Linked DNA regions of Mus musculus: region 1 is linked to region 2. The links are chromatin loops, found by intact Hi-C in ENCODE. Cell type or tissue: heart. All regions are shown on one strand. Each heading gives the region's core, and the rest is flanking DNA. Links, peaks and the distances in the headings are about the cores only.

Evidence for each region. Peaks named below come from ENCODE experiments on the same cell type or tissue, not always from the same donor. Only the 100,000 strongest peaks of a DNase experiment are listed, where the experiment ranks them.
Region 1: a loop joins it to region 2, with 4 times the contacts of the local background. A loop is called at or near these places in 2 of 42 quality-filtered maps.

Annotation. Positions count from the first base shown.
Region 1 is chr9:95,068,101-95,080,141 of GRCm38, forward strand. All of the region lies in intron 12 of Slc9a9 (solute carrier family 9 (sodium/hydrogen exchanger), member 9), which reads left to right. Among named protein-coding and RNA genes, the nearest start is that of Gm32018, 240 kb to the right of the region's middle. In heart, for the core only: no CTCF peak of the experiment used is centred there; DNase peaks (open chromatin) are centred at 4,501 and 4,731; H3K27ac peaks cover 382 bases.
Region 2 is chr9:95,187,534-95,199,574 of GRCm38, forward strand. The region is part of intron 14 of Slc9a9 (solute carrier family 9 (sodium/hydrogen exchanger), member 9); the gene reads left to right. Among named protein-coding and RNA genes, the nearest start is that of Gm32018, 120 kb to the right of the region's middle. In heart, for the core only: no CTCF peak of the experiment used is centred there; a DNase peak (open chromatin) is centred at 6,798; H3K27ac peaks cover 1,919 bases; H3K27me3 peaks cover 2,263 bases.

The sequences.
Region 1 (12,041 bases), core at 1,401-9,400, 120 kb before region 2:
TTTCTCAGCTGTCTGCAGGAGGAATCGGTTTTCCTCTTGCAGTAGAATATCTTGATGGGCTCTGTGCTGATCATGTTGCCTTTGTTAACACTTGAGTCTGATGAGTTCCAGACTCTTCCAGACTTGGTGTCTTCTACGGGACAGGTGCATAGATTTCGTCACCCTTCACTGAAGCTACAGCTAGCAAGTGGAACATGCTGCACTTATAACCCAGACCTGTGGCATCTTCTGTCCTTCCTGCTTCATTCCCAGGACCTGTGACTAGTCATTGCAATCCTTTCCTGGCATCTCCAGTCTAGTCCCCATCTTACTCACGGGACATTTATCTCCTAAGGGTGCAGTGTTGCATCACAAATGCCAATTCCCACCCCAGCCCTCTGCCATCTCCATTCACACTGTGGTAGTTAAGATCGACTGCCTCCTTACTGGATCTAGACTTACTTAAGAGACAAGCCATTGGGCATGTGTGATGATTTGTTTGACTAACAATGTTAACTTGACACAAACCAGAGTCATTAGGGAAGTGAGACTCTCAGCTATCATATTGGCCAATAGGCAAGCCTGTTGGGCATAATCTTAACTAATGATTGCTTTGGAGGGGGGCCAGCCCACTGTGGGTGGTGCCATGTGCTGGTGGTGGTCCTGGATTCTATCAGAAAGCAGGCCAAGCAAGCCATAAGGAGCAATCCAGTGAGCAGCACCCATCCCTGGCTTCTGCTTCAATTTCGGCTTTCTGACTTCTGCCTTGAGTCCCTACCCTGACTTCTCTCAGTGACCTGAGGGTTGTTAGATAAACTCTTTCCTCCCAAGTTGCTTTTGGTGCTTTAGTATAGCACTAGAAAAATAATTAGGATAGCATATCGGTGAGGAATTATGTAATTAGGTTAATCGAGAGGGGAAGAACTGGCCAAAGCATGGGCAGGACCATTTCATGGGCTAGAATCCTGGATGAATGGAAAGGAAGAGCCAAGTAGTAGAACTTACCTGCCCTGGCTCTGAGACTCAAGGCGCAATGGGAACATCTGCCTCACACTCCTGCCACCACCATGCCTTCCCCACCATGACGGACCTCATAGGCTAAATTAAAAGCATCCTTCCTTAAGTTTCTTGGGTTAGCTATTCTGTGACAGCAATGAAGAAAGTAACTAAAGCACTCAGTGAGCTGTACTGTGTCAGACAACATATAAAGCATAGACTCGGAGACAAAAGCCTGTGACTTTGTGGAGCTGACACCCCTACACCCCAAGCTTTTGTCTTCACTTCCTGCCCTGTGACAGCACGAGTTCTATAAACTGAGGCAGAGAGTGAGACTGTGGACAGCTTCCTAGTGTCTTCTGTTGTGAAGACAGACAAGGATATCTGTCTCTGAGATGAGATGGCCGTAGGCCCGTGGTTTCTTTTCCCAAATACTTAAGCACTGGGTGATTCAGTGGCACTGGCTTCTCGGGGTCTTGAGAAGCACTGACTCAGAAGCTCCTAGTCACCATAATAGCTGCTAATTTAATGCTATTTCAGACAGAAGTCACTTGGGGCATTTGCTAAGCACAATTTACTGCCTAGGTGTCTTAGTCAGGGTTTCTATTGCTGTGAAGAGACACCATGACCATGACCATGTTAACTCTTATAAAGGAAAACATTTAATTGGGGCTGGCTAGCACTTCAGAGATTTGATCCATTATTGTCATGACAGGGAACATGGCAGCATGGAAGTATACATGGTGCTGGAGAGAGTTCTAAATCCAGATCTGGCAGGCATCAGGAGGAGAGAGTAATGTTGGGTCTAGTTTGAGCTTCTGAAACCTCAAAGCCCAGACCCCAGTGACATACTTCCTCCAACAAGGCCATACCTCCTAGTAGTGCCACTCACTATGAGTCTGTGGGTGGGGACATTTTCATTGAACCATCACACTAAGTTTTGTTCTTCATAGTTGGTTGGTAGGTCAGGAGGGGTTTGTTGTTGTTGTTGTTTGTTTGTTTGTTTTCTTTTATAAGGTAGATTTTGAGGCAATACATTTCAGAAAGAAATTTTTGGTTGGTAACAAAATGAAAATATCCAAACAAAAACATAAGACCATGGGACTAAATGCATCTTATGAATCGATGGTACAGTTTCCACTTTTCCATTGCTTTGTTCTACTTAATTACTTAATGTTTCTGTTTTGAATCCTTGATCCAAACATATCTCAGAAATTTGTTTTTAATAGCTGACTGAGCCAAATCCTCAGAGTGTATAACCCCACCAGACACCAAGGTGAAATAAACTCTGGCTCGTGTTTACATCTCCTTATCAGTATCTCACTGGGCTGTGTGGTATGTCCTACTGCTTTCAACATATGTTATAAAAACAAAGAACGCAGGCAGGCTTCCTGCGAGTATGTCTGCAGTCCAGGCTACAGGAGACAAGGATGTAGCTTCAAGTATGTGAGGAACATCCCACGGAAATAAGAGAGCCAGATGTGCTGGTCATGGCATTCAGCAGTTGTCTTTCTGAGAATCACTTAGTTGTACAAACTCCTCTGTCAAACATGTGCCTGTGCGTGTACAAATATACATATACCCTACATTTCAGTGTATTGATATACAATACAGTATATTGATGCCTTCACCAACATGCCACATAATCCCATAGGCTTTTTCCTCTTTACCAAGACATCCAATCTTCCCACTTTCGCTACCTGGAGGGTCCCTATTTCCTCTTCATGTCCTATACTACATTAGTCATTTATTCTGAGAATCTTTCTCTCACCAGCCTTCTCTTGCTCAGCTAGAACAGATTCCTCTGGCTTGGCATTCCCACCACCATCCTCATATGTCCCTTCCTGATAGATCACAGTCCCAGAAAGTAATTCATACTCTGTTTGTGAATCTGAATGGCAGGTCTCCACTGTAGACTGTGGGACTCCTGGGGGTGAAGGTGACTCTGGATCGCTTCCTTCTGCCTCCCAGCTCCAAGCGCAGTCCCTGGCATACAGTGTAGGCGCTTGAACCCTTTGAGCATCAATCATCCTGAAGTTCCCAAGCCCGTTTTCTCTCATACCGCTTAATAATTTCTCCTTCGCTCTTCTCAAGCCCCCGTCTCCTTTTTCTCAGCTTACTCTTTAAACCGATGATCGTTCCAATTCACTGGAGCAGAAGGCATCGATAAATGATTTCACAAGTCTCCCACCAAATCTGCCTTGTTCCCTGCATCAGTGCCCTTAGATTCTGCCTTCCATCTAATTCCAGAGGGCAGAGTGGCCCTGCTGCAGAGAAGACCCATGCTTTTGTTTATGTGCTAGTCACATCCTCTCTCAACCACTGAGATTCAGTATCCCAACATCCCCCCACCCCACCCCACCCACAAACTTAGCAAAGCCAAGATAAAGAGAGGGATGCCGCAGAAAGGATCGGGAAGGGAAAAAGAAAACGCTTGTTTCCTTACACAGCCAATCTGGTGAAGGGGACTCGCTGTGCCTGGACTGAGGCTACTTCTGTGATGATGAGCAAAGAACGTTTTAAAAGAACTCTCTGTAAATAAGTAAGTCCCCATCGGAAGCAGCCCCTCACAGGTCTGCACAAGTAGGTTAGGGATTGGGAGTTTCAGGGAAAAGAAAACATGCAAAAATTGTTCTCTCTCTCTCTCCCTCTCTTTCTCTCTCTCTCTGTGTATGTGTGTGTGTGTGTGTGTGTGTGTTTGCTCGTATATGTACATATGCGTACGTTGCTGTTTTGTTTTACTTTTTGAGACTGTATCTCTCATCAGCCTGGAATTCACTGATTGGTTATACTGAGTGGCCAGCAAAACCCAAGGATCCCGCTGTCTTTGACCCCCACCTCACACGGAGGCTGAGAATACAGAAGGGTGCCACCGTCCCTGGGTCTTCCTGTTTGCAGAGCAAGCATTTTATGGACTGAGACTTTCTCTCAACCCCTCAAGTTGTTTTCCTTGGTTCCTTTGTTTCGAACGCTCCAGGCTCCAGCACTGAGCCTGGACCATCAGCTGCATCAGGCTCTTTCCCCTTTTTCTCATTGCTGCGACCCAATGCCTGGCACAGGCAAATCAAAGGGAGGAAAGATTTATTCTGTTCCTGGTTTCAGAGGATTTGTCAGTCCTTAGCTACTTGGCCTCAATGTGACTGGACAGGACACCACCCGCTGTAGTGGGAGCTTTTAGTGAAAGAACTTCTTTACCTCTGTGATGACAGGAAATGGAGAAAGAAAGCAGGGGAGGACCCTTTACAAAGGACATGCTCCCACCACACAGTCATCTGCTTCTTCCAACTCGTCCCCATCTAGAGACCAGGTTTTCAAAACATGAACCTTGGAGGGGGAGGGGGAGGAGCGGGAATGTGGGAACACTTTCATATTCAAACTATGGCGTTAGGCCATACATTTGCACCACAATTTTGTGGAAACCTGGCAACTTCACTGACCATGAGCCTTTGGCCATGAGAAAATGGGATGCAGGGACTTTAGTTTACAATTGGCTGACCCGGGCTCTTGACCTCATTTACACAGAGGAAACCTGGGCTTTTGTCCAACCCAGTACCAAAGAACTTTACTGTGAGGGTGTTGAATTTGGTTTCCGTTTTTTCATTTCTAGACACAGTTGGAGCTGATTCTAAAGTGTTTTTTAGGAAGTCGGTTAAAACAGCGAAACGCGTAGCTGCAACTCTTTTATGAAATTTCATCTTTTGTTTTGACCTCGCTTGTGCTTAGATACCGGAACTTGTGTGATGTGGCTGCGGGGTGTGGGGGTGGCTTAAGTCGTTGCAACGCCCACCACAAGTCAGGAAACTCTCGGGAGTCAAAGGTTCATTTCCTACTTTATTAAGCCAAGGACTGCCGTTGAGTGTGTGACTGGGATAATATGACTCAGGTTAGGAACTGAGCCTATGGAATGTGTTTCCTGGCCAAGAGAACTAGATTTCAATTGCCACCAGAGTTGAGTACAAAATGCTCTCTTTTGCCTTCATTGGCGCTATGACTTTTAGACTCACTGGGACGGTGAGACTGAATTTAAACATGGTAGCATGAATCCGGGTTGTGAAGAATTAAGAGAGCCTTTGGGAAGTATTACGTTGCAGTCTCAGCTCTGCGCATGCTCTGTGGCTGACCTTGGTCATCACACTTCAGCGGGTAGGCTTGGAAGAGAGACGGTTGCTGCCTCGCACCCAGTACCAAGCTTTAAAAAAGAAAGAAAACTCATTAGACAGTGGCTCACTGGATTTACTAACATGACCCCCTCGTCTGTGGATTCCTTCGTTTATCTAGGTCTTTGTGTCTTAGGGGATACCCTTTCAGAGAGGCACCTCCGAGGGCAGCACATTACAGCAGTAATTAAAACACATAAAACACAGCAAAGCAGCTCCTGAAGAAATAGCACAGATTGTGTCTTGAAATACTGCTGAGCTACGTCTTGAAATCCTACAGCTGAAAGCGTTTGGTAAAGGCACTCACCTCATCAGAGCACATGTGTACAGAGAAGAGCCCAGTAAAGGCTTTAAGGAATCATAACTAGGAAACTTGTGGTGACAGGAACTGGCTCAAATCTCCTCTTCCCAGCCTGGGCTATGCTCTAACTCACCTGTAGAACGGTTTGTTTTACAATGTGTGTTGATGTGTCTCTTTAGCCAGCCAGCATTTCAGAGGACTCAAAAGCCTCTTTCTTTCCCCGAGGCTGTAACTGGAGTTCTTCCTTGTACATTACATAGCTTAAATGGCCGTTGATCATGCTTAAGTACTGGAAACAATCAGAGGGCTACGGCCTCAGAGAACATTCTTCCAGCGGAGCAGAAAAACCCTTGTCGCGCATACCCCATTCCCACCCCTCACCCCCTGACCCCTCAGCCTGGCATGGTTTCCTTAAATGGCACTGTGTCCTCTTTTGTCCTCTCCCGTGCTCTAAGAAAGGCCTGTGATTCTTAGCCTCCTGGGTCCCACTTGTCATTCTGGTGTAAGCTGTATCTTTAAAGAGTTAGAATCTATGCGGGGAGCAAGCAGTGCAGAGAGCACCAGGGGCCTGCAGTTGTTGCATTTCCTGGCTGGGGAGAGCTTGGAGAGCTACCAGCATGGTATACTGCACTCACTCATGGAGGATGATGCTGTCTGCAATTCAGGAGCCCTGCCATAGGTAGCCCATCTTGTTTATCTAAAAGTGTCACTATTCATCCTTTCTGGCCAGAGTTCCCTCTCCCACTCCAGACAGATAGCCAACTATTCTAAGAACTCAGTATTCAAAGCTCATCGCACACCAGTGCCTCTGCATGTGCTGATCTTGCTCTTCCAACTCCCCAACTCCTCCATCACATTGAATTCATGAACTGATAACTGTTCCCTTCTCCATCTTATCCAGGTACTAAACATTGATAACGACAAGACCTATTTACTGTTCAACTCCATCTATTGCTTTTAGTCTGATGACCATTTGTTTTGGGGCTCCATACAGAAGTACCTGCCAATAACAAGCAATTAACAAGAGGGGTTAAAGAGTACCTTTCCTGCTCCCACTCCAGACCTACCACTTTCTAAGTGAGTCACCTGAATCTCATTTTTCCTCATCTGTAAAATGGGGCTAACATGAGTCACCACCTAGGCATTCACTTACAAGATCCCTCATTCAGAAATGCTGGCTTCCTGGGGGGTTTTTTGTTTGTTTGTTTTGGGTTTTTGGTTTTTGGGTTTTGGTTTTCTCTACTCCAAGAGGACATAGAACAAAGAGCCGTTTCCTAGAGATTATATTGTCCTGAGTGTGATAGACAGGAACCAATTAAGATTTGTGATTTTTAGATGATGATCTTTGCTAAGTGTTGGGATAGAGAAGGGTAAGGTGACAATGAGAACAAGAATCTATTCTTCGGAAGGACAACCTTCCTGCAAACCTTCTCCACAAGGAAGGTTCTAGCCGTCAAAGTATAGATAGCAAAAAATCTCTTCAAGGAACGATGAAAGGGTAACAGGTAATAAATGGGAGAGACATGGGATGCAGGAGAGATCAGCAGGGGCTCATTACACGGAGCTGGTCAGCCAGGGCAGGTGCTGGGATTGTCATAATGAGATGGAAGACTCGGATGGAGGGAGTGAGCTGATTCAAAACAGTAATGGGCACCTGTGTGATCGGGAAGATGGGCAAATGACCTGCTGCTTAGAGGGTATTTTAAAGACTACTCCATATATGACCAAACAGCAACTGCGGAACTGAGATGGGGAACTCAAAGGCTACAGAGAGATGGACCTAGACAGACAGAAACCACAGCCCACATGGGCCATGCACCCCTCACTTCAATATGGCTGCACTACAGACATCTGCTCTCAGATGACTCATGCCAATCACTGTCTTGAGTTATCCTCAAGAACACAGGAAATGCACACGTCTTCCTGACAAGATACCTGGGACTGAACCTCAGGTTAGTCCTCCTGGCAGAGGAGAGACTGTTGGCTACCAAGAGACAGTCAGCATGTTCAATCACAGCATACAACTTATTGGGGTTAGGGTGAGAATTGAGCGTGGTTACAGTTCCACAGATTGGCTACGAGTTTGCTCCTTTGTGGGGACCCAGAAAATGAGCCTTGGGGTAGCTGAGTGTTGGCAAGAGAAAAAGAAAATGGAGATGTGAGAAAGTCCTAAGTTATTCAGGATATGTTGCCACAGCCATGTCATGGTGAGGAATGAGTCTGCCAAACAAGAGAAGCTTCCTCGTGCCACAGAAAGGAGTCGCCCCAGGTCTTAAAGTCAAAGGAGAATAATCTAGTACAGCTCTTAAAAATCCATTCATAATTCTGCACCAAATGCTATGGAAGAGCAGCCCCCGAAGTCAGTGAGGCTCATTTCCAAGCCTCTTCTGCATGATCATATTTAAACATTCCATTTTTGCTAGTGGAAATCTTTTGGGAGCACCGTGCTCTCTCTAACCACGAAGCTGTGATCATTCTGGAATTTCTCATCAAAGTGCAGATCGCCGTGCTCAGTGAAAACTCTGTGCTGCGAGACAGAGGTCGGCTGAGGCCCTGGGCTAACCCCCCAGGTTCCCGCTGCTCTTTTCCCACACAGCTTTATATGTCTGATGAGATGCACACCCTACCCTGCCAAGAACGAACAGACGGGAAACCTCTGGCAATCCACACGGCATGAGCGGGGTGGCAACTCAAGGTTTTCTTACACTGCCTTTGAAAAACTTCCTGATTTCCTCCCGGAAACACTGAAACGGCAGTGTTTTCAGCACTTGCAAAGTCTTTAAAGGGCATCTCTGCTGCTGAAGAGAGTGGCAGGTTGAATCCGAGCACCTCTCCTGCCCCACTCCCACAAACACACACAAACGCACTTCAATGGCCCTGCAGCTACAATGTAGCTAATGTGCCTGAGGACCATGCATCTTGGACCAGCTAATTCTGCTGCTCAGAACCCCACCCCCACCCCCACCTACCCACCCACCCCCACTCCAGGAGAAAGGTAAATGAGGTAGCAAGGTAGCTAGCCTTTGTGTAAGGTGCCTTCTAAGTGAGGTCGAAGGCCCATCAGATGCCAGAGTTCCAATGAGCTCTAAGGTGAGTGGCTCCTGCTTTGTCCTCAGGACCAAACATGTCCACCACCTCCTTCCTACCCACCAAAGCCCTCAATAGATACCCCAGCCTCTCAAGTCTCTGTTTTCTGCCTCACCGCTCTGTCTCCATACAGAAACTGTTTATCTAGTGCTAGGGAAAAGTTGGGAAATGGAATGGAGGATATAGAGAACGGTGGAATTTCCTTAAAATGTTAGGCCTAAGCAGTAGGACAAGTTACACACTCTGAAACCCTCAAGACTCCCGGAACCAGGTGTGACAGCACCCTACAGGGAGTCACCTCCAGGCCTTTGTCTGCAAGGTCTCTGTGACTCAGAATGCCGCCTTATTCCAACTCCCTTATCCCACCTGCCTTGTGCTTAGATGAGATTTTCCCAGCTCCATAGAGGACTTTCCCTCGTCTCCTGTGCCCTGTCCCCCACTAGACTCTGAATGTGCTATAAGATGAGCCAGATTTAGTATAAGCTCATGGCTTAGAAGAAGGACGCCGCAAGTACCGATGCTGGCTCTTCTCCCTTCTTAGCTGCTGTGTGCCCTGAGCTGAGCTGCTTCACCTCTCGGTACCTCTGGCTGTGTCAATTTTGTAATGAGGTTGAGCGTACCTACTGAGCAGGCCTCTTTTGGAAGCCTCCCCGAGTTGGCCAGAGGGAAAGGCTGAGCCACGTCTAGCATGTGGCAATGCCTGTTTTTGTTTTGTTTTGTTTTGTTTTGTTTTGCATTCTGAAACCTGTCACCTGCACTGCGCTGTTCTTTCTCCAGGATCCAGCACAGTTCAAATATCCTTGTGTCTCAATCATCTGCAGCTGGGATAAAGCAGCCTGTGTAAACACAGGAGTCAAATGCTGAACACGTTGAAGAACTGACCAAATGATTCAATTATAAATAAATGGACCCTGGTAAGGAAACAAAATGTAGCAGGGTATGGTAGCAACAGTCCTGGGCTCTCAGACCTAAATTTAGTCCATAACATGTCCTTTCCCCATCAAGTGAGACCCAGAGTCTTCTTAAACAATGTTTAACAATGTCCTTCCTGAACTCGGTATGGGCCTAGCCCTGGATGCTGCATAGAAGGCGGAAGAGCTTCAGACCGATGTCTTGAAACTCAGGACCAGTCTCTGCTTAAGAACTATATGGCTTGATTCCGTTCTCCAGAGTGGGACTGGATCTTGATTTCCAAAAGCTTGACCAGGATGTCTCCAGACTCCCCTGTACCCTGCACACGTTTTAGAATGACTGGAGCAGGCTAAAGGTAGAGACCCCCAAACACTGTTTTTCTATACCAGCCCACACCCCATGCAAACTCATCCTATACATGCTTGTGTGCGCCTGCACACAGCCTGCGGGGTCTTCTAAATAATTCTCCACCCTCTTCTGTAAGCACAGTACCTCTGATACCTCTGACTCCCACACAGACCTTCACTCCACCAGGAAGTGAAGAGCCCAGGCCACCACCATGAGGACACTGGGCTCCTGGCCCCTGCCATCTCCCCAGCACATATGTGACAAGTACAGAATGGATCACCATCTCCCTCCCCTCGCTCAAGCCAGGCTGGTTATAAAGTGTGATGGACCTGGTTAATTGTTTTGCCTGCATAAGCACATTTTGCTTCATCCATTTGTCAAGCTGAGGGGAGGGTTGTTTTATAAAAGGAGATTTAATTAAATGTTTTGTCCCAGCCTGGCCTTTTCGCTTCCGCATCTGCATTACGCTTGTGTCATATTTTCCCCGGAGGGCAGGAAAACAATTTAGTCAAAATGAAGGATCCATTGATTTACTATTGAAAAAGGAAATGCCAAGCTAACAACTCCCCTCTATAATTTCCTAGTGACCATAAGAGAGAGCCCAGTGATTTAACTTAAAGGCTATGTGGTTCCCAGTCTACCTGGCTCTTATGTCTTCAGAGCTGTGCATGCTGCTAAGTTTACAGTCCTGCTCGATAGGAATTATTTCACCAACATCTGTTAGCGCTATTTTTCTTTCCTGAACAGAATAGATGTTTCTGGTTAGTAAAATCCTTTCATTGTTCCCACCTCCAGTTTGGTGACTGAGGTGAGGAGTCAATTCCCCCCCCCCAAGACCCCAACAGTGAGGTCACAGCCTGCTCCTGTCATCTAACCACAGCTCTCCCACAGGGTATAGAATTCAACTTGCCCTACTTTCCTGCCTGCTAAGCTGCCTCAGGCCTCAACTGTTCTTGTAGCATGTATCCGATGCTTTCTGGGTTAAACCCTCAGATCCCTAGCTGATACAATGTCCCTGGGTCTCAGAGGAAGTAGAATGTATTCATCATCTGATGGAGCTGGATACGACAGGCCCTTGCTGGTGTCCCGTGCCTCCTCCTGCCACCCTGGGTCCACTTATGGCTCTCTTGGAATCTGAGTTTGTCTAGTAAAGAATGAGGGTAGTTCTGGAACCAACTTGCCTCATTTTGAGGGAAGGGGAATTGTGAACATAAGAGGACTATAAGACTAGAATCAGGACAATGTGACTTGCTACATGAACACTTGTGACACTTCTGGGATCATTAGTGTCCCTCCCAGCCTCAACAGTATGCCATTCACTCCCACCATTTATTGAGCACTTCCTGGAAGTCATTGTGGCCAGGACATCAGGGAGGAACCTCAGAGTGCTACTGACATGGGGTTCAGGCGTGGCAGAAGCCATTGTAATTGAGTTTTTAGCCAAACAAACACAACGTGATGATAGTAAGTTTCACCATGAAGACCTACTGCCCTGCCCTTTCTCCAAAGAAGATATCAGGTAGACCTGTGCCACAGTGTCCCTTGTCCCAACAGAGGATGCTCATGTTCCTCTTGACAAGAATATGGTCCATTAGGAAACACAGCTGCTGACTTCTGAGTGGGAGCTGGTCAGCCAGGATTCATTTACACCTAACTGGTCACAAATTACAGTGTACAGAAAGGAAATGCTTTTGCTTTGCAGCATTATATCAAAAACCATAGCCTCCCCTATTCCCCATCTCCTTCTGCAGTGGGAAGAAGGCAAAGGAATGGTCCTTGCCTTCACTCTGCTTTGCCAGCTCATCTGACCAGACTGAAAGGAATGCACTGGAAGGTGACCATAAGTGACCTCTCAGCTCCCAGTGGACTGAGCAGGAGTTGGTGGGGACGGTTTTGAATTTTTAGCACTATCTAGCTGAAGACCTCAGGTTGCTTTATTATCATCTACTGTCAACTCCCTGGTCGCTGGGATTGGTTTCTTTGTCTGCCTGTTTATCTGTCTTGCCACACTGCTGGGGATTGGGCTGCATACATGCTATTCAAGCACTGGACCACTGAGTTACATCCCCCACTAGTCTAGAGTTGCTGTGGGGGCAGTGATGGTCAGCCAGGCTCATTCTACTGCTATACACTTTCATAATAAATGTTCACAGTAGTGGACCTGGCTCATGAGGAGTTAGGAGGAAGGGTGAGAAGGTGCACATGGGCAGGGGCCATGGGTCAGTCCTGAGAGCAGCAAGCCTCCTCCCCAGAGGAGGAGT
Region 2 (12,041 bases), core at 1,940-9,939:
CAAAGTGCAATCATAGATGAAAACACCCCTGATGTCGCCTTAGTCTATTAAAAAAATATAATGTAACGCTGTGGAGGACTAACTTGGATTCCCCCCATCACACCACATGGCCCCCTGAGCCCTGCAACCTTCCCAAGCTAAGCCTCCAGCTACTCATGGATGAAGTGAGTAACCTTCGGAGGAATTTTAGAGATAATCTAAGAGCCCTTCGTGTGTGTGTGTGTGTGTGTGTGTGTGTGTGTGTGTGTGTGTGTGTTCAAAAGGTAGAAACTTCTTTATGGGAACGGATCTTGAAATCCAAAGAGAATCTCTGCAAGGCTACGGAGGGTGAAAGCACTCGAGAAGCATATTCCAGCCCTGCTCATGTGTATACGTGTCACGTAGCCAACCAAGACAGGTCTGGAGCTGGTAAGCTTTTTGGAGATTTCTGTAATCCCTATGGGACACACAGCGGGAAACTCTGATCCTAGAGGAGCTGGAGTGACTTCTGGAAGGCCATCCAGTTGAGTCAGTCAGTGTTAAGATTAAGATTCAGGCCAGGCAAGCTGGGGTAGTGAAGCTGGACACCAGGGAAGCAATCACACTACATGCATGGCATTTACCTGGGCCGTGCGTGGGCTCAGTGCAGTTAATGTTGGGGGCTGTTTAACCCCCACAAGCCTGGTTCTCGATCTTATCATCTCCAGGGCCGGGTTGACAGACACAAGACCGTAGTCACCAAGGTCTCCACTCAGGTCCGTGTACTTGGTTTAAAGTTCCACACAACTACTGGTTTGAAATAGTGGTTGTTTTTAAACATTTCTATTCTGCATTGATTCCCCGAAAATTAAGTAGAGAGTCCTCATTATTTCCATTTTACAGATGTGTAAACAAAGACTTGAGTAAATTCAATTGTTCTTGGCCTCGGGCCCCTTTCCAAGATTAGTCTGCAAACATCACACCAAGAGGAAGCAGGAGCAGACAGTGTTGAGCCAAGGGGGAAGCTATGTGGGTGGCATGATTTCAGAGCCCTTTGGGACTCCCCTGCTAATGATGATCCATCCCAAGTCATTGCTCTGCGGTCATGTGGCCAAACAGCATTCTCACACATCCCAGTTTATCACAGACTAATTATTTCTCTGTGGGTTGAGTTACTTATTTTACTGATGGATCCCAGGTAATGCTTTCCAGAAATATCCCAGACCTTAACTGTTCAGCCATTCTGTGCCTGATGGGCCACGGGTTATAATCTCCAAAGATGAGTCTCGCCTAGGTAACAAACTCAAGCGCCTGATCCAGACACACAGCTGCCTGAGTATCTTTGTAAGGCTGAGAGCCCGGCCAATGAACACAGAGGTATCAGTTAGCTTGGGAACTAGCCAGCTGTGGGCCATATCCAGCGACCAGAGCCAGACTGTCAACAGTCTGGAATGCTCAGAGCAGCAGAATGGACCAGAACCTATGTGCAGCCTCAGGAGATCTGTAGCTTGCCTACTCTGTGACCCAGCCAAATCATTTCCCTTTACTAAGTCCACATTTTGCTGTTTGGAAATTAGGGAAGTAGTATGAAACTTGTAAGTGAGTGTGAAGGTCAAAGAGCAGGTATAGAGTGCACAGTTCACTGCGGCCACATGGAAGGGCTTCAACTTATGTTTATTCAACTCTTTAAATATTTCCAGAGCTCTGAGCTGGGCTCTGCACCAGAGGCTGAGATACGTCTGGCATCTACAGACTAAACCAGTAACATACTCATAAATGTTTAAAAATCAGTTATCTGGAGAAAAAAAATAAAGATGACTTTATGGCATATGCCAGTTTGCATGGTATAATTACTGCCCCTGTGGTGCCATCTGTCACTGGATACAGAACTAGGAGGAGATGTCCATTACCTTACTCTGTGGATCCTACACCAGCTGACCACCGAGAACAGACAGACTCTGGTACCATGGCGGAGAACAAATCACTCAACCAGGACAGAGTGGGAAGGCCTTCCCTAAAAAGACAGAGTTCCACCAGACTTGGCAAATGTCTGGATATAAACAGAACAAGGAAGCAGCAGGTATATGGGCCATCCCAAGTCATTGCTCTGCGGTCCTGAAGGGACGGAGAATGAAAGCAAAGCTGAGAAGAACCCAGAACAGGAAGAGACAGGGCTGAGAAAAATCAGAGAGCAGAAGAACCCCCCACCCCCACCCCCGGCAGCGGTTGGCAAGTTCCAGTGCTGGATTCTGCACAGAGGACTCCATGGCACTTGTGCTATGGTTTAGATCGTCATTCTGGCTGCACTGTGGCAAATGCATACTGTACTGGCTAGTTTTGTGTCAACTTGACACAGCTGGAGTTACCACAGAGAAAGGAGCTTCAGTTGAGGAAATGCCTCCATGAGATCCAACTGTAAGGCATTTTCTCAATTAGTGACCAAGGGGGAAAGGCCCCTTGTGGGTGGGACCATCTCTGGGCTGGCAGTCTTGGTTCTATAAGAGAACAGGCTGAGCAAGCCAGGTGAGGCAAGCCAGTAAAGAACATCCCTCCATGGCCTCTGCATCAGCTCCTGCTCCCTGACCTGCTTGAGTTCCAGTCCTGACTTCCTTTGGTGATGAACAGCAGCATGGAAGTGTAAGCTGAATAAACCCTTTCCTCCCCAACTTGCTTCTTGGTCATGATGTTTGTGCAGGAATACAAACCCTGACTAAGACACATACTGATGGCTAATGCAAAGGGTAGGCAGGGATAGCAGGTCATGTGATAGACCAGGCAGAAGAGGTTGGTGACCTGGGCTGGGTTTTTATAATCAGTCGTCCCCTGAGGCTCCCAGCAACCCCCAAGGGTAATCAAATCAAGAAATCATAAATGCTCAAATCCCTTACATAACATGACACAGTATTTGCTGAGAACCTATACACATCTTTCTGAATGTTGTATTTTATTTACTTAATTTTGCAGTGCTAGGGATGGAACCTAAAGTCTTGTCCATGCCAGCATCTAACTCCTGTGTGTTGTACATCATCTCTAGAGTACTGACAAATCCCAATGCTATGGGACTACCTCGTAGACAGTTATTTCACAATGTATTCTTTTGAGAATATGACAAGGACAAACTGTATACGTGTATCATACCATATTCTTTCCAATACTTTCGGTCTATGGCTTGTTGAATCCACAGATACAGAACCCTTGGATATGCAAGATATAGTTGTATATTTGTTAAACAGGCATTCACTGACTTTGGCCAGGCACCTATCATTATGCTAGGCTCTGGTAGCTCACCAAAGAGAGCACCACCATAGCCTTCGTGAGACTCACAGGCAAGTAGAAACGTCCTCAAAGCCATAAGAATGGCTAGATCTTTGGAGCTCATGACATGACCATCACAGCACAGCACTCAATGTTTGGCAGGCACTGTTCCTTTATAAATCTTACATACTTATGGGGGTAGATGCAAGAGTTTCCCTTGCTGGAGATATTTAGTATGGATCTGATAGGACTGCAGTTTAGGTGCCTAGAGTCTGGCCAGGGTTTTAGCTGTCATCTTCAGGGTGAACCTGTCGGGGCTAGAAGGGAAGGGGATGCTGAAAAAGGAGCTTGGGCCTTCTGAGGAACTCCTAGCCTTCTGTTAATAAGGCCCAGGTTGCTTGTCAGTGGCCACACCTCAGCTCCTCTGCCTCTGTAATGATGCCTCCGTGGCGCACAACAGTCTTGGTCCAGGAAGCAGCCACAGAGGTTGGGCCACGGAAAAGCAGAAGAACGCTCTCTATGTTTGCTCAACTCGAACTTCTAAAACACATTTCTGAAGGAATCTATCTTACGATTTTGCAGACCAACCACAATAGGACTAAGGGGAGGATCACAATCCTATTAAGCTGCCAATTAGAATATCATACACACACACACACACAAAGATGTTAACCACTATTTTGTCCTATTCCGCAATAAATCTGACACATTTCTCCAACATCACAATCTAAATAAGAAGCTATAGAGAAAGACCTGTGACCATGTCTCACTGTCGGCCAGACCCTAGCCGCTCATACACTTCTTATCTTCAGCCAGTTCTTTTTTTTATGAGGTGACGGGCAGTTAGTTTTGATCGTGAGCTTTAAAGTGAAATGACCTCGGCTAGCTGCAGCTGTCATTTTTCCTCAAGAGTTTCCTTGAGACCAGTCCACACTCAAATATTCCTATTTGTGTAGATGGCCTCTTTCCAGGGATTTCTCTCCCTAGCAATGTATTTCCCCTCAGCCACCCATCATAGCACACAAAGACCCGACTGGATATGACTTTGTGTGAAAGATAAACCCCTGATTTCTTTATTTTAAGGTCAGACAGAAACAGTTCAAGCCTTCAAGTCTAGGTTTCCGGCCATTTATGAGCTGTGCAGCTCTAAGAATTACCCACTTTCTCGGGGCCTGTTTCTCAAGTGAAAATGGTTATGTCCTCACTTTCTGTGGTTGTCAAGAAAGTGGAATGAGAAAAGACATAAAGCAGTCAATACTAAGACATGAACTGCTTCCGTGAACAGAAAGAACACAGCAGCAGTCTACTAAAGTGATTGTAACTCTGGGAGAGGGGCTGGAGAGATGGGGACAACCTACCAGAACATGGGGAGATGTAGCCATAGACATGGCTAGTAGCACTTCCCCAAAAAAATCTGTTTCCAGCCCTCTCTTCCCCAGCCCATCCAAACCCCTCACTTCCATTGGCATTTTGGATTCTCAGGGAATAATGATAGAAAGGGAGGTTCTATGCCCTGCCACTCCTTGAGTAAATTAAAAGGAAGTCTGTTTCTTAGTACTAGTAATTAGTAGTAATTCTGACATCTTGTTCCCCATCAGATATCAAAATAGAAATATATTCTCCTAAGCTACGATCCACAGACGCAAGTCAGTTGGCTGTTGTGAAGTTGCGTGCAGAGTAAACAGTGGCCAGGAAGCAGTGCCAGACCACCAAAGACTGTGTGGGGCCTGGCTTGGAGAACTGGCTGTGGGAGCCTTCCTCCCAGGACTATCAGGAGGAGGGTGCACCTCTGGAACGATCTGTGGAAGTCCTCCCCCATGCTCTAGGACTTCCGTTTCAATCATTTCCTAGAAGGAAGGAGGGGTGTTAAATCAGACTTTCAAAGTGTTATTAATAGAAGGCAAATTCTTAATGTCCAGGGGAACAGTTTGGGAAGAGTCACTATTCACAGTATCTTTCTAGAGAGAAACTTCAAGGAGATCTAGCCTTATCAGCAGAGATGATAATAAGTTATCGGCTTCTTTAAAGTTAGATCTTGGGTATCGCATTAATGAGTCAAACTTGGCTGGACTTCTATCAGATCTGAGAACTTCAAACCGAGTTCCTCCCAGCCTCAGAGCCAGGATGAAGGGAAGGCTGAGAGGGGTATATATGTCCTCCTTCCTCCAGTGTCTCTCTGGAAAGCTACAGAGGTAGGGGCTCTGGCTTTTCTCTGAGTGCTATGTCAGCCTTGGGAACCGTCTGCCAGCTCCTCCAGCGTTCACCACTGCTGGAGTCTAAGGAAGGCATGTCCACACAGAGCCATCAAGCCATGCACTTCCTGGTAGCTCAGCCAGTGAATCTCCAGGAGGTGATGGCCACAGTGTGGATTTTTCCCATCTCTCTTTTCCCCAAGGCCATCTCTAGGTTAACCTTACTTAGAGAAGAGCCAGGGGAATGTCCTTTCTCTGTAGTTAAGCCTGCTATAAAGTCAAGTGGAAGGACAGACAAAGTGCTGTCTGTAGCGGGGCTTACTCACACGCCATCCCAGCTGGTGACTAAGAATTGACTAAGAAAATGACCGTTTCCCACAAAGCCCCAAGCCTTCTCTTCTCTTCCCCCACCTCATCCAGCAGAAATGTTGTCTGGAATTTTATGTCAGACAACAGCCAACGGGGCATTTGGGTTTCACTTTCTAAATAGTAACATGATCACCTGTTGAGAGTTGGAGGAAAGGGAGATGCTTACGCCATCACATCTTTAAAGGACCAAGGGTAATATCTGTGCCTCCCCGATCCTGGTCCTTTCTGGCTTTAGCAGTGGAGGAGAAAAGCTGCCAGCTCTCTAGGAAAATCTTGCAAAGTCACCTAGAGCTGAAGTGTGGGTGAAACACCTAGTTGAGCTTGGTAAAATACAGTCCAGTTCTGGGCCAACCGCTGGGACCAGGTCACTTACAAATGTCTCATTGAGGCCTAATTCTCTCCTAGTTTAAAAAAAAAAAAAACTCTCACTTTCCTGGAATGACATTTCTCACAGGCACACTTGACTCTGTCTTATCTCTGTGTGAAACCAAGAGCTGGGACCCCTCTTATCTCTTGTTACCTTGTCCCCACACTTAACCCCCAACACCTTGGACAAACATGCTCTCCAGTACTGAAAACCACCCTTTTCTCACCCCTGCTTTTGTTCAAGCCTCTGGGAAGATCTCTCCCTCAGGCAGCCTTCCTCCAAAATGCATGCCTGGAGCAGGGAGCATCTGCGCTGCTTCCCAGGGCCTTCCCGAGGCTCTTTGGTAACTCACTTCAGATATTGATTTCTGTGAGAAACTTTCCTGAACTTTCCGCTGTTGCTCCACATCCCGCCCAGAACACAGGAGATCTTCTTCCGAGATATTTGATTGTCTCATTTTCTCACCTGAACCTTCTCCACATCATCTGCCCAGGAGCCAGTGAGTTCCCTTCCCTAATTTATACAAGAGCTATTTGTAAACTAGCTGTGGCCTTGGAAGAGTGAGGATCTGCAGGACAGGAAGAAGGCTTGAGGCCATATTTGGAAGGGAAATACAAGAGGTCCAGTTGTGTCTCTGTTGGGGGGAGGGGCAGGATGTGGTGGGTGGGAAGGCTGCCAAAGAAACTATCGGTGGTATTAGAAGAGGATGTCTGCTGCTTAGCTGAGGTGGATTTGTCATGCGGGAGAGACTCTGCTGCTTGGCGAGGATACTTGAAGATGAGGAGGATTGTGCAATTTGAAAACTTCCAGTTCCAGAAACCGTGAGATTTCCGACCATTCACCTATATTGGTTCTGCCCTGCTCAGGCCCAAGTCCTTGAACAAACATGTCCTCCCTCCTGAAAGCTCCCTGGCCCTTCTCCCTGGCTGTTCCCGTCATCTGTCTCCTTCTTTTAGTTCCCCATCACTGCCCCTACTGTCTTCTCACCTGTGGTTTTACTCTCCCCACCCCCACCCGACTGACCTCCTCACTTCACTCAAGATGATGGGCTCCAAGTCCTTCCTGCCTCTCCCTTGCAGGGCTCTCCCAGATCTGTGCTTCATCCTCCTTGCCGCTTATTGACAGCAGTGCCACATGTTCACCCTCGTCCTTCCTTTGATGGCCTTCCCACTCTGTTTTCTAGCATCCTTCATCTCCTGGGCAATGCCTCATCTTACATCTTTCTACTGCTCCATTCATTCATTCATTCATTCATTCATTCATTCATTGCTCCAGCAAGCATTTCTTTCTAAATTTTATTGGAGGTTAGAGGACAGGCTTGCTGCAGTCAGCTCTCTCCTTCTACCACAAGGGTCTCAAAGATTGAGCTCGGGTCATCAGGTTGGTGGCTAACACCTTTACCTTCTGAGCCATTTCACTGGCCCTGAGAAGCATTCCTTAAGTTCCTTCTTGATGAATTCTGGCAGTATGCACCATCTTTCTGAATGAAAGATGCATGCCCCACCCACTTTTGCAAAGCCATGGTGCAATACGTCAGTCCTTAAAGCCCCACACTCCCGAATTCCTAGCTCTAACCACTGTCTTAGGGTTTTACTGCTGTGAAAAGACACCATGACCACAGTAACTCTTATAAAAGAAAACATTTCATTAGGACTGGCTTGCAGTTCAAAGTTTAGTCTATTATCATCATGGTGGAAAACATGGTGGTATGCAGACAGACATGGTGCTGAAGAAGGAGCTGAGAGTTCTACATCTAGATCCACGGATAACAGAAGGAAACTGGCAGCCACTCTGGGTGGGGCTTGAGCCTTTCCCAACCTGTGGGTTACGACCCATTCACAGGGGTCACCTAAGACCACCAGAAAGCAGATATTTGCGTTAAGATCCATAACAGTAGCAAAATTACAGTTGTAAAGTAGCAACAAAAATGATTTTATGGTTGCAGGGGGTCACCACAAAATGAGGAAGTGTTAATGAGTTGCAGCATTAGAAAAGGCTGAGAGCCACTGCTCTAAACCATGCTCCTGCCACCGGATAGCTCTGATTTCCAGACACACCACCTGGCTCCATCTACTGAACCTCTTTGTCCTGTGACTCCCACTTTTCCACTGGAAGACCAAACAGCAGACGAACCCTGCCATTTTTTAAAAGTCATTCCTGGCCTCTGGCTGATTCTCTGCATCTCCTGGTGCATTTATCCTAAACTCTGCAAGAGAAGAACAGGAGACGTTTGGCACCATTAAAGAGGGCTCCAGTTTAACCTGCAACTGATTCTCAAGAGTCATAGACTCTGTGTTATTGTACCTAACCACAGGATTCAGTCAGCAAGGTGTGTTTGAAGCTGCATCTAATGATGTGTCTGTCCTGAGATCACTTTACGGGATTAGCCAAATTTTGTGAATGACAAAATACAGAAACATAAACATAGGAGAGTCCCCCAAGGTCATACTGAAGTCAGTGGTGAAGAGGGCTAGGGAGCTTTTTTTCTTAGGCCCATTCTTAGCTACTGGACAACAGAGAGTATCCCCCATAGCAGCTATTAAATAGGATTTTGCCTATGAAGTAGGGTTTTTTTTTTAAGTTCTTATTTGGCCATATTTCAGTGCAGATCTCATATGGGCCAAGGGTCCCTCTCAAGGGAAATTAATTACTATAAGCCTTTACAAGATGAGTTGCCGTCTCCCTGTGTTTACCAAGTTCTAGTTTACGCTTTAGTGTGTGTTTCCCAAACTTGCTTCAGGAAGCATTTAAAGGACAGTGATGCTCAGGCCTGAATCAGAGTCCTTGGGGACAAAGCTCAATTGTTATTCACTTTAGATCCAGGATGCAGCCAACTTAGAGTGGTGGTCCTCAGTCTTGAGATGCTTGGAAGCCTTTAGGTGGCTGCACCTGTGAGGCATGGTCCTATCCCAAGACACTGCAATCTAACCAGCAGGGAGTGTGGCTAGGACTTGTGAATAGGCTCCCACCCAGGGAATTCGAATAAACACCTCCTTCTAGAATCACTGCCCAAAGCCTTGCAACTCAGAGTTTAGTTCTATGGATCAGGAGCCTGGAGCCAAGAGATGCATAGAACCCTAAGCCCCACAGACCTGTGGACTCAGATCTGCATTTGAACAAAATCTTCCGGTAATTTGAATGCATTGAAAGCACTTTCCAGAGGACCTATTTTTACACTGAAGAGGCTTTTAGAGGATAATCATCCTCCAATTAGACACAGGATAGGCACAAAATGAACAGAAGAATTTTAGAATGACAATAATTACAGCTAATGAATAATATACACACTGAGGAACCGTCTTGCATTATTTAATTTAATGTTCATCATGACCCTGGGTATAGGTATAAGCTCTGGGCCCATTTCATACCTAAACAAACCGAGGCTCAGACCTAGGTAAACAACAAAAAGACCACCCAGATAGTCAGGTCATCATCACCTGACTATCTTAAAGGCTCCAGGAGTCTGGATGTGGAGGGGTCACTTGCTTAGTCACTGCATCAGCCCTGCCTGTCAGACATCTGAGAGGGTTACAGTTGTGACCTCTCAATATCCAGCAGAGCAGACGTGACTAAACTAGCAAATTCTACCTTAAACTTTTGCAACATCATCCTTTCTACCCATCGCTCAGCAGAGAGGAAGTTGTGTCCCCTGGGGTTAAATTCCCACGTAAGGTCACCCAACTCCTTAAAAACTAGGGTAAGCACAGAGTGCAGGAGTCTCGCTGCTTGTAGGCAGTGGTCTGTGCCTGTCCTCCAACCGACAGAGTCTTCTCATCAGGGAACTTGTACGGAGAAGGTTCCCCACCACACCCATAAGCCTCTGAGTGGTTCTAACAGAGTTCCTTCTGAGAATGGCGAGATGCTCTGGGAGCCCAGCCTGAGAGCCAGCCCTGAGCACCCTGGCAGCAGAAAACCCCTGTCTCAGGCTTCAGCATCTCCGCAAAGAGAGGTCTCTTAAGGGGCTTAGCTTTAAACTAAGCTGAAATTTACATGCTGCTTTAATCTTCTTAGGGCCTTGTTTGCCCCTTGGGGGAAAAACCATAATGGTTTAGAATTGAAAGAATGAGTGGTGGCTAGCAGATGGAATATGAAATGCTCTTTCTGTGTTTTAACCCACTTTCCGCTGAGGCTATAAAGAGATGAACATCACCCAGAGGAAGGAAGACTGGCATTCATGAGCAGGAGCTCTGTGCTGGGCTTCAGGAGCACAGATGGGTCAGTGTGCGACTGTCATCCCATTTAACACTGTCCGAGGAAACTGAGATTAGAGACAGGACACCTTGCAGATGATCATAAAGCAGCAATGATGGCCTCAGGGTTTGTCTTATCCCCTGAGCTCCTTTGTTCTTAACCATCCAGGACCAGGGAGAGAGAGAGGCTGGACATACTCGGATGCTGCCCGGGCTCTAGGACAACAGCACTGTCTCTATCATGCAGAGGTCACCGTTGAACCTTCAGTAATGCCTACACAGTTAGCAGGACCATTACCATGTTCATAAGAATATGTTCAGAGCCGGGCGTGGTGGCCCACGCCTTTAATCCCAGCACTTGAGAGGCAGGGGGAAGGCAGATTTCTGAGTTTGAGGCCAACCTGGTCTACAGAGTGAGTTCCAGACAGCCAGGGCTACACAGAGAAACCCTGTCTCAGGAAAACAAAAACAAAACAAACAAAAAAAAGAATATACTCAGAGCACACTGTCATTTCAAAGTTCTTACCGCAATTAGTTAATCAATTTCCAGAAGTTGTTCATCTCTGCTGAGCATTATTGACTACTACAGGGCCTTAAAGTAGAACAATAGAGAGATGCTTCGTGCCAAAAGAGTAGGGCCTTTGTTCTCAAGAGGGGAGGGGCCATGGGCAGAGAGGTAGACATAGGTGGCAAGAGCATTTGCACATTTCTGCACATTTGTTCTATTTAGTTTTATGTTATCACATAATTACAGGGAGGCTGGAAATGGTCCGAAAGCACAACAGAAGACAGTACTGGAGATAGAATGGAAGAGGGGCAGGTAAAGTTAAAGGTGGAGTTCTTAGAAATGGGTTGGAAAGTTTACAACTTCATCATCAGGTATAGCATCCTCTGAGACTTGGAGGTAGGGAAAAGACTTCTTTTTAAATGAGTGACTTGGAGATATTTAATGTCTACTGAGTTTATTTAGTTTTCTCTTAACCAACCATTATCCCACATAACCAAGAGTAACCTGAGCTTCATGGGGGTTAATGGGCTAGCTCTTGGTCCTAGAATAGATTGTCATCAAACCCATCTTGGTGGGTTCTTGAAAAACAAGTGTCTCGTAGCTTTTGTACCTTCTCTGCCCTCTGTGTCTGCCCTCTGTGTCAAGAAAGCCCTCAACATGCCTAGAAGGCGTGGCAGGTAGTGCAAATGAAAGAGGCTTCCAGATCTGAAGACTGGAAGAAGCAAGACTATGGGCTCATTTGCCTTTCAGGATGGGGAGACAATAAAACGTTGTGGGGACCATCTCAGAAAGGAGAGCTGCAGACAATTCTAACTCATCAGCTGTCACCTGAATCTAATTCTGTCACACAAGTGGCTCCAATGGGTATCCATCAGTGCCTCCATTATATAGACAGAAAAAATCATGTCATAAATACCAGTCTACAATATAATATTAATCTTCCTGCAAAGGATACTTTTGACATAACAGTTGTATTATTAAATGGGCATATGTAGAAAGAATATGTATGTTGACATATTGCATTTGAATTCCAGGTCTGCTAGGTGGGAGATGTGTAACCTCTCTGAGCATATACAAAATGGGGACACTTACATGTGAGTTAGAGTTGAGATAAGATTTAAATGAGGAAATGAGTGATCAGACATTATTGTACATCAGACCTATCAGAAGGAGTTGTGAAGCCTTGGCAGTTTCTTCTCTTC